Regions from separate parts of the Homo sapiens genome. Here region 1 is linked to region 2. Evidence: read pairs that join two places in POLR2A ChIA-PET (ENCODE). Cell type or tissue: CD4-positive, alpha-beta T cell. All regions are shown on one strand. Each heading gives the region's core, and the rest is flanking DNA. Links, peaks and the distances in the headings are about the cores only. Region 1 overlaps LOC105371750 (a long non-coding RNA gene). Region 2 overlaps MRM1 (mitochondrial rRNA methyltransferase 1).

What was found. ChIA-PET counts read pairs that join two places held together with the same protein. Peaks named below come from ENCODE experiments on the same cell type or tissue, not always from the same donor. Only the 100,000 strongest peaks of a DNase experiment are listed, where the experiment ranks them.
Region 1: POLR2A ChIA-PET joins it to region 2 with 5 read pairs; 5 of 35 experiments call an interaction of 5 or more read pairs at or near these places.

The regions. Positions count from the first base shown.
Region 1 is chr17:36,724,443-36,729,922 of GRCh38, reverse strand. The region is part of intron 2 of LOC105371750 (a long non-coding RNA gene); the gene reads right to left. Among named protein-coding and RNA genes, the nearest start is that of MRM1, 130 kb to the right of the region's middle. In CD4-positive, alpha-beta T cell, for the core only: no CTCF peak of the experiment used is centred there; no DNase peak of the experiment used is centred there; H3K4me3 peaks cover 869 bases; H3K27ac peaks cover 1,051 bases.
Region 2 is chr17:36,604,518-36,609,734 of GRCh38, reverse strand. MRM1 (mitochondrial rRNA methyltransferase 1) reads right to left here. Exons shown (of 5, transcript NM_024864.5): 3 at 1,933-2,065; 4 at 1,717-1,836; 5 at 771-1,492. The coding sequence ends at 1,320. Among named protein-coding and RNA genes, the nearest start is that of MRM1, 5.5 kb to the right of the region's middle. In CD4-positive, alpha-beta T cell, for the core only: no CTCF peak of the experiment used is centred there; DNase peaks (open chromatin) are centred at 374 and 704.

The DNA of each region.
Region 1 (5,480 bases), core at 262-5,261, 120 kb before region 2:
TGCGGTGTGCCCTGAGCTGGGCCCTTTCTTCCCTGGGCTCAGTTCTCATCAGCCAACTGAAAGGAATGGACTCAGACAACGCCAAGGCCTCCCCTCTATGGGAGCATGTGACAAGGATAAAACATTCACTTACAGCTCAGATGCCTTTCCCTGGAGGCCCCACCCTGGGTCAGATGAAGGAAGCAGTACTGAGCTGTCCAGAAGGTCCTTAGGGCCACCAGAGGAACAATCATTATAAAGATAATAACAGGCTTACCGAGCACTTAGTGTGTCCAGGCAACGTGCTAACAAACCTTCTTCTATAAACTATCTCATCAGTCCTTTCAACCACCCTATGAAGTGGGCTACATTATTGTTCCCATTTCACAGATGGGAAAGGGGCCAGAGAAGTGTCCCCCTCCCAGGCTACACAAAGCCCAGTTCTGCTGACCTAGCCTCTAGTCTTTCACTGCACAGCTTGTCCCCATCTGGCCTTAGGCTTGGCTTGAGGACACTGTGAACCTCTCTGCCCAGGTCTGCCTGCCCCCTTTGCTGGAGAGGGTAGTTCCATAGTAGATGGAGGGAGGAGGATGGCTGGGGGGTTACACACAGTGCGCCCATGACCACAGTGCCCGCACATTCCCCAGTGCCTGGCTTCTCATGGGCACTCCAAGAAAATGTGCTGGAGGAAGGGAGGGAGGGAGGGACCCACAGGTATTAACAGTATATGACCCCTCCACATCTCCACGTGGACAGTGGACTGGGTTATGGGAGGCTCCCATCTCTCAGCCACTGCACAGGCGAGGCATGGATCTGGATAAATACCCCAGAATCAGAGGAACCTGCTCTGCCCTCCCTCAGTAGGAGGCCCCAGACACACCCCTTCCCCTCTCCAGACCTCAGTTTCCCCCTCTGTGCAATGTCAGAATGGAACCAAAGAATTGCCTGCACTGCAACCCCTCCTCATTGCTCTGCCATAAACCCCCAGAGCTCAGGGAGCCCCTGGGTGTCCCCGACTGGCACCCCTGCAGCCGACCACACTGCGGGCACCATCCAAGCGCTCCCCTCGGCCATTCATCCAGGGCCACGGGGTCCTCCAGCTGCCCGCACTCATGCCGCCGCCTTTTGCTTTTGCTGGCATAATGTATGCCCCGTGCTGCCGCCCCAGTCACTCAATCCCGGCCGGTCTGCGGAGGCAGAGATAGTCCTTAATGAGAAGAGCCTGGGCTTTATCTGCTTTCTACTTCAGCCATTATCTCCCCCAGTCTACAGACACGCAGTTACCTCTGACAATAACGCTCAGAGGCAACAAATGCTGATGAGTTTTCTATGCAGTCCGCACAATAAGTCTATCAAAACAACCTCAGAAAATTATGAACCCCCGTGACAGACAAATACAGCCGGCTTCGGCGTGAATTTAGAGCCCCAACGCTACGTTTCTTTTAATTCTTCAGGCTTCCCTTATCTCTGCTGTTCCTCTTCTGGTGAGGAGATAACAGTAATTCTTCTCTGTGCTGGGTTGTTGTTTTTTTTTCTTTCCTTGCCCCCCTTGCTTTTTTTTTTTTTTCCACCCACTGAGTGAGATGTTTTCCATGTCTTTCTGCTTGCTAAAGATAAAGGGTTAAAGACCAACTTATGTTGGGTGCTGGGGAAGGGGGGAGGGGGCAGGGGAGAGGGGAAAAAAGTAATCAGCATTCAAGAGATTGCTATCAGAGAAACCGCGCAGAGAACAGTAATTTTGCTGGCTTCGGCGAGGGTTCTCTCCACTCCACCCCCCCTTTTTTATGAATGCACATAATGCCTGGAGTGTTGGGGGCAGATAAAAGAATTAGCAGCAGCCAGGGGGACGGAGGCCTGGAGAACGGGGGAGAATTAGAATGTCTATCTTTGTCTCTTCCGGCTCATCCAACCAGCAGAGGCTCCCGGCTCGTAAACAATTTAATCTTTTTGCTACAGTTAAAATACAAAGACAGCAAGCCTCCTTCTTCCAAATGGAAAAGGGAGGAGGAGCAGGACAGGAGGAGGAGGATTGGGTTGGGGGCTTGTCGGGGGACATGGTGTAGGATGAGGGAGAGGGAGCTAGAAAAGGGCTGACACCACAAACCTTCCTGCTGCCTGCCTAACCCGTTGGCCCTTGAGACCTTAGAACTGCCAACACTGTCCCCGCTGGGGGACACATACAACCCCGGCCTGGTTGGGTCCAGCCAACCTCCCAGGCAGGAGGCTCAGCCACTGGGGGTGGGAGTCTTGCTCCTGTCAAGGGGCCCTGGTTCCTGTCTTCCTGGGAGGTGGCAGCTGTTGGCTGTCCCAGGATTCTGCCCTTGGTCATCCCACTGTCAAGGTCTGTCCTTTTTTCTCCTCCTCTTCCTTCCTGTCCCACTGGCTTGCTCTTCTCCTGAGCCTAGGCTCTGGTGAGAGCTCTCAAGTCATGCCTTCTCTTCCCCACCAGGATAGGGAATCCTGTGGTGGCTCTGCCCACATGCTCCCCACACAGGGCAAGAGTGGGGCTCACTGCATAGAATGGGGGCTCCGGCTCTTCAATTACTGCCCAAGACCCGCCACGGAGAAAGGCTGAGATGGGATATAAGCATGCATGTGTGCCTCCATCTCTCTTGCTATCTTACATACACACACAGTGGGATGGACAGAACTCGAGGGAAGAATGCCACTTAGAAGGAGGTGGAGCCCTTCTAAAGACAGATCATTTGGAGGGACCTGAAAGTTAACCAGAATAAAGAAGCCTCCTGAGGGGCCCTGCGGGTAGAAGATTAGAGGAAGGCGCACCCTTCCATCCCAGGAAGGCCCGTGGCCCATGCAATTGATCTGCTGGGCATCCTCAGGGTCGATTCTATCCCCATTGCTTGAGGTACCCCCAGAGTGTGGGTTGTTTTAGCCATTCTGGCTGGACCCTTGTCATGTGCAACATGAAAAGTCCAGTTTTCACAGGACCAAGTTGGAGGCTGGTTTCTCTTCTCTGCCCTTGGAGTGCCGAACCCAATGTATTGGCCTTGAATGTACTGCCCTCTCTTGCTTGGGAGCTCTGAAAGGTCTTCCTCACCTCTGGACACCCGAGCCTAGCACAATGCCTGGCCAAGCCTGCCAAGTGCTTGCTAGGTGAAAAAAGGTAGATGAATAGACAAGCGAATGAATGAAGTCAAATCAAACAGGGCAGGTGGTGGAGGGGTGGGTGAAAGAGGAGCTTCCTGGGGCACCAGACACACACTTGAGGAGAGACCACTCAGGAAAAGGATGAGGGCAGAAGCAACAAGAAAGGAGAGCTAAGGGACCACAAGGAGAAGGACAGGGTGTGGTCCAGGGAGCTGGTCGGTCTCTTCATCCCAGGCTCCATCGGCTGGAGCCATCCCCAGGAAGGCATGCGGGAAAATCATGAGCCTTGGGGTCAAGGAATCTGGGTTCTGAGCCACAGTTCCCCATCTGTAAAATGGAAATAGTCATGACCTCCATCTTACAGGGTTGGATTGGCACATAGCAGGGACCCAGCATGTGTTGGTCACACTAAAGAGACGATGTAGTTCCTTGTAATGACAAGCATAGCAGACTCAATAAACCAAGGATGTCAAAACCACAAAACCATCTCGAAGCTCCACAGAGATGCTTTCATTTGTTATTATTATTTTCTTAGTTATCCTTCCACTGCCCTTTACCCCTTGGAAAACAGGCTGGACTGAACCACAAAGTGAGGGATAAAGCTGCTTCCTCCAGCTCCTGTGTCTCCTCTCAAGGCTGGGGAGTGCGGAGTTCAGGAGAAGATCTTTGAGGACTCTGTGGAGGTGGAGTTCTGGCCAAAGGAAGTGGATGTAGTAACCAGCTCTTTCTATAGCTTTGCAGATCATGCCCGGCCTTCTCTCTTTCCCTTTTGGTTGCTTCATGTCTCTGATCTGGGCCAAGCTCTCCTTCCAGTCCCAATTTCAAGCCCCACTGAGACACGCACCCTTCCTCACCCTCAACTCCAATATTCCCCCATGTGGTTAAGCAGACATGGGAGTGGAACATGGCTATGAACACAGGCTTGTATAAACAATATTTAAATTATAATTGAATGTTTAACATTTATATCCTACAATCTGATATCAATTATTTTCAAATGTACATTAAATATTTATCATCTTGATCATATCCTAAGCCAGGATATCCCAAATTGTCCACATATCAGAGTCACTTGGGCAGCTTTAAAAAACATTAGTTCTGAGCCCAAGCCTGGAGATTCTGATCAGTATGTGTGTGTGTGAGACAGACTGAATTTTGGATTTGAGGGGCAAGAAAGTAGATTTCTAAAAAGATCCCAGGTGATTCCATTGAGAAGCCTGGTTTGAGATCTGCTATCTTTAGCCACAAAGAAATGGGCTTCATTTTCTGCATTAATTCAATAAATACTTTCTGAGCACCTGCTATTTGTCTTCATGTGTGTTGGGAGGGGAGGAAGTGAGGGGAGATAAAAAAAAAAAAGAAGCATAGGGTACAATAAAGCAGTCTAGAAATCTCGCTATAGATCCCCACTCCCCAGCTTCAATCCAAAAACCCCACCCATCAGTGATTTCTCACCTTCTGAAATCCACAGGGCTTGGTGCTTGTTCTCTAGTTGGGAATAGAGCAGGAACACACATTAATTAAGGATCTACTAAGTGCCAAACACTACACGAAGGATTTAACTGTACATACGATCACATTTAATCCTCACAAAATCCTTAGTTAGTAGCCGTTATTATTTGCATGTTATTAATGAGGAGATAGAGGCACAAAGAGGCTGAGGAACTCACACAAGTTCCCAAAGCTATAATATAAAGTGCAAAGGTCATCTCCGCCCTCCCCGTTCCCCTAAAATTGTATACTGCCTAAGCACAGGGCTTCTAATTCTATTTCTTTGTTATTAATCACAGTGCCTAGCATTCAGTCATCCATTCAGAAAAACTGATAAATCACCCACTGTGTGCAAGGCACTAAACTGTGGGGGATAGTTATATAAGACCCTGGCCTGAAGGAATGTAGAGTTTAGGAGGGAATGCAGGTAATTGCACAAATAACTCAGAAGCAAGGAGAGAGGCAGCAGCAAGTGATCGGAATTCGGTAGAGATTCCTTCCAGCTTCAGGGACTCAGAATCTCAGAAATCCAGGGTCCTTGGCAAACATTAAGGTCTTATTTCATCAGAGAGGTGAAACACCGCACCCAAGGTCACACAGCTGGATGCGCCATAAATACGTGATGAATTGAATGAGATTATTCACCAACTCCAATTACATCTTAACCACTAATAACTTGGCTCTGGCTCACCTAATGGGATTTCCTCCTTGGACATCAGCCTTCCCTTCCCCCTTCCATTGACATCAGCCAATTAGAGAAGGGCAGGTGCTGTGATTGGGGTCACAGTGAGAGGAAGAGAGGGAGAGGACCACAGCTCACTCCCATTCTAGGCTGAGAAGGTGATCAGTTTCGGGTGCTCACAGCCTCTTATGATGGAGAGTCTGGGAGAAGCTCACCCACG
Region 2 (5,217 bases), core at 3-5,002:
AGGAGGGCACCGAGGCCCAGGTGGGTAAGGAGCGCCCCCCCAAGGTCACATAGCAGTCAGGATTGCAAGTTCGGGGTTGCTATCCTCCAAAGCCATGCTCCAGGAGGGGAGATTTTTGTCTCTTAGAAGCCATCTGGCAACGTCTGGAGACATTTCTGGTTTCATAATGAGAGGTCATGCTACAGGCATCTAGTGCGTATAGGTCGGGGATTCTGCTAAACATCCTACAGTGCACAGGATGGCTCTCACAACAAAAAATTATCTGGCCCAAAATGTCAAGGGTGTGGAATTTGAGTCCACCTGCCCTAGTGGTGATTCTCAGCCTTGGCTGCACATTAGACCAATGGTGGCGCTTTCGAAAGCCGGATGCCAGGTGGCGCCACACCCATCATGTCAGACTCTCTGGTGTCAGTGTTGGGTTTTTTAAAGCATGCCAGGTGGTTCCAATGTGCCACCAGGACAGAAACACTTCTATGCTCCTCACACTGCTGGCTCCTGCTGCTTTCCTGGGACCCGAGGGGAGGAGTGCCAAATCTGTCTCGGTTGTACAATCAACGGCAAGCCTGCTCCCAGTTCCTCCCCTTGAAGGGAACTGACTCAGTCACCCGTGGGGGGCCCCCGTGGGGTGGGAGGTGTTTGCTAATTTCCCGTCGCCTCTCATGGGGCTGCAGCCAGGAGTCTCCCCGCAAGGAGGCTGTGGAAGCTGCCTGAAGACTGGACCGAAGAGCGAGGCTGCCACCTAACGGAGGAATTGGCCAGAATCTCCCACGTGCTGAGTGATGTTTTATTTGAGCCTCACAACAACCCTGTGAGGTAGGTGCGGAGTCCCGCGGCACAGAAAGATGAGGCCTGCGCTCAAGGCCCCAGGGCGGGGCCGTGTGTGGGCCTGAGGTGCGCACTGTCTACTCCACATCAGGGCCCCGCCCTCCACCCCCCACATTCTCATACACACATTTGCCACAGGCAATGACTGGTTCAAGAGGAACGGGTCCCCTGGGCTGGGCTGCCTGCCTCTCTGCAGATGTCTAAACTTTCCCTCAACTTCCAGGCAGGGCCTGGGAACAGATTCCCTCCATGCTAGGCCATCATGGCTTCCCATGGAAATTAACAAATCACCATGTCCTACTACAGGTCCAACATCACAACAGGAAACAGCTTCCTCTGGTGTCCACCGCAGTCCCCTTCCCCCCCCCCCAGACTGTGGTCAATAAACATGGGCCTGGTGCACACTCAGGCAGAGGCTCCCCGCACACTGGAGCCGGCGGAGGCAGGTGCGGCCGTCCCTGACTCCAGCACATGAACACTGTGGACAGTCCACGTCAGCCCTCATTTTGCCTCTCTTTCTCTGGGCCTGAAGACAGCCCTGGGTGCTGAGCCATGCTGAGCCCTTCAGACCTGGCTGAGGGTTCTTGGGGGTCTTGGAGAAGCTGCCTTCTCTCCCCCTCTGTGGGGAAACCCTTCCTCTGGCTGCAAATGGAGTGAAGAAGAATTCCTGCACAGACACAAGGACAAGGGAAGAGAGGACGGAGGAGAAGGATGATGTTTAGAGACCTAGACATTCAGGCAGCCCCTCATCTCATCAACGGGATGTAATTTCCCCATTTTGTACATAAAGCAACTGAGGCACACAAACAGCCAGCAAATGGGATTAGAGGGCATCAAATCCCACCTGCGTGATTAGAGGGATAGAGGAAAGGGAAAGGGGAGTAGACTCACCTGCAGCCACAGAGACGTTCAAGGACTCAAGTCCAGGAGGCAGCTGGCGCCGGGGCAGGATGGTGAGGAGAAGCTGGCAGGAGGCCTGCACCTCCTGGGATAGACCTGAGCCCTCATTCCCTGCAGGGCGTGGGGCTGAGGGTTAGGGTTGCCCAGCTGGACACCCAGTTGCTCGGGAAATGTAATCTGGGCACAAACGCAGGGACATCCACCTACCCAGCACAAGGAGAGTAGGCCGTTCCCAGAGGAACTCCAAGCAACTCATGATGGGGATCTCGGAGGACTGGGGATCCTCTGTGCTTGGGCAGCCCACCGTGCCGGCCACGAGCCAGCCCTGCTGGGCTTTGGTCTGAAAGGGGGAAGAAGATATGTTCTAATTCTTTTTTTATTTTAATTTTGAGATAGGGTCTTACTCTCGCTCAGGCTGGAGTGCAGTGGCACGATCACAGCTCACCGCAGCCTCAACCGCCTGGGTTCTGGTGATCCTCCCACCTCAGCCTCCCAAGTAGCTGGGACTACAGGCACTCGCCACCCCACCCGGCTAGTTTTTGCATTTTTTTTTTTGAGATGAGGTTTTGCCATGTTGCCCTGGTTGGTCTGGAACTCCTGGCTTCAAGCGATCCTCCCACCTTGGCCTCCCAGAGTGCTAGGATTACAAGCGTCAGCCACCATGCCTGCCTCTCCTATTCTAATTCATCAAATCTTCATCAGAGGCTGTATGCAGTGGCTCAAGCCTGTAATTCCAGCACTTTGGGAGGCTGAAGCAGGCAGATTACCTGAGGTCAGGAGTTCAAAACTAGCCTGGCCCAGGCACGGTGGCTCACGCCTGTAATCCCCAGCACTTTGGGAGGCCAAGGCAGGGGGATCACCTGAGGTTGGGAGTTCGAGACCAGTCTGAACAACATGGAGAAACCCCGTCTCTACTAAAAATACAAAATTAGCCGGGCATGGTGGTGCATGCCTGTAATCCCAGCTACTCAGGAGGCTGAGGCAGGAGAATCGCTTGAACTCGGGAGGCAGAGGCTGCAGTCAACCGAGATTGCGCCATTGTACTCCAGCCTGGGCAGCAAGAGTGAAACTCCATCTCAAATTAAAAAAAAAAACAAAAAACCAGGCGCAGTAGCTCACGCCTGTAATCCCAGCACTTTGGGAGGCCGAGGCGGGCGGATCACCTGAGGTCAGGAGTTTGAGACCACCCTGGCTAACATGGTGAAACTCCGTCTCTACTAAAAACACACAAAAAATTAGCTGGGTGTGGTGGCACATGCCTGTAGTCCCAGCTATTTGGGAGTCTGAGGGAGGAGAATCGCTTGAACCCGGGAGGCGGAGGTTGCAGTGAGCTGAGAGCACACCACTGCCTCCAGCCTGGGCAACAAAGCGAGACTCCACTCTGTCTCAAAAAAAAAAAAAAGACTAGCCTGAGCATCATGGTGAAACTCTGTCTCTACTAAAAATACAAAAATCAGCCTGTAATCCCAGCTACTCAGGAGACACGAGGATCTCTTGAGACCAGGAGGCAGACATTGCAGCGAGCTAAGATTGCGCCACTGCACTCCTGCTTGGGTGACAGAGTGAGACCCCCATCTCAAAAAAAAAAAAAAAAATTATCCATCAGAGCCCTGGCCAAGGAAGAGCCCAGCCTTGCCCATACATTCATTTATCTGCTGATCCAGTCAATTAGTCAATAGTTATTAAGCACCTAGCATGGGCTCTGTTCTAGGCACTGAGGACAGGGCACTGAACAAAACAAAACAGACCAAAATCCCAGCCTTGTGGAAGGGCAGGTGGGGATGGACTCACTGAGGTGACATTTGAGTGCAGACCTGAAGGAGAAGGAGGAGCACCGTGCAGACATCTGGGGCAAGAACATTCTAGGCAGAGAGATCAGCAAGCACAGAGGCAGGTGCCTCCCTGGCATGTTTGAGAACAGTAAGGTGGCCAGTGGGAAGAGAGGCGTCAAGACAGAAGAAGGAACAAGAGCCACATGAGGTATGGTCTCCAGGGCTACTGGAAGGACTCTGCCTTTGAATCTGAGCGGTACAGAGGCTTTGAAAGGTTTTGAGCAGAGAAGTAACATGGTATGACTTCAACAGAATCACTCTGCCTGCTGTGCTGAGAGCCAAGAGCAGAAGAAAGGAGGCCAGGTGGGAAGTTTCTGCAATAACGGTCAACAGATGATGGTGACTTGCTTGGGCCAGAGTGGTAGCAGTGGAAACAGGCAGAAATGGTGATAATACGGAAATAACTTTAGTTAAGGATGATGCCAAGGTTTTTGACCTAAACAACCAAAGGGATGGAGTTGCTCCAGAAGGAACAAGCGCTCAGTTTTAGAAATGTTAGGTTTGAAATGCCCGCCTGACAGCAAAACAACAACAACAATAACAACAACTGTGCAGTAGGCAACTAGATGAGTGAATCTGGAATTCAGAACCAAGGTCCAGGCTGGAGTATACACTTGGGCGGGAATTTGAATTCAGATAGTATTTAAAGCCATGAGACTAGATGAGACCAACAAGAAATGAACATATACAGAAAAGAGATCCAGGACCAGGTGAGGTGGCTCACGCCTGTAATCCCAGCATTTTGGGAGGCTAAGGCAGGAGGACTTCTTGAAGCCAGGAGTTTGAGACCAGCCTGGGCAACAAAGTGAGACCTCATCTCTACAAAAAAAAAAAGAAAAAGAAAAAAGAAAGAAAAAAATTAGGTGAGATGGTGTGCACCTGTATCTCCAACTACTCAGGAGGCTGAGGTGGGAGGATGGCTTGAGCCCAGGAATTCGGAGGCTATACTGAGCTGTGATTGTGCCACTGGACTCCAGGCTGGGCAACACAGCAAGACCCCATCTCTCTCTCTCTCTCTCTCTCTTTTTTTTTTTTTTGAGATAGAGTTTCACTCTTATTGCCCAGGCTGGAGTGCAACGCTGTGATCTCGGCTCACTGCAACCTCCGCCTCCTGGATTCAAGCAACTCTTCTGCCTCAGCCTCCCGAGCAGCTGGGATTACAAGTGCCCGCCACCATGCCCAGGTAATTTTTGTATTTTTAGTAGAGACAGGGTTTCACCATTTTGGCCAGGTTGGTCTCGAACTCCTGACCTCAGGTGATCCACCTGCCTCAGCCTCCCAAAGTTCTAGGATTATAGGCGTGAGCCACCGTGCCTGGCCAAGACCCCATCTCTTAACAACCGCTCCCGGCCAAGACCTCATCTCTTTTTTTTTTTTGACACGTCACTCTGTCACTCAGGCTGGAGTGCAGTGGCACAATCTCGGCTCACTACCACCTCCACCTCCCGGGTTCAAGCGATTCTCCTACCTCCGCCTCCCGAGTAGCTGGGACTACAGGCACGAACCACCACACCCAGCTAATTTTTTGTATTTTTAGTAGAGATGGTGTTTCACCGTGTTAGCCAGGATGGTCTTGATCTCCTGACCTCATGATCTGCCTGCCTCAGCCTCCCAAAGTGCTGGGATTACATGCGTGAGCCATTGTGCCCAGCTGACCCCA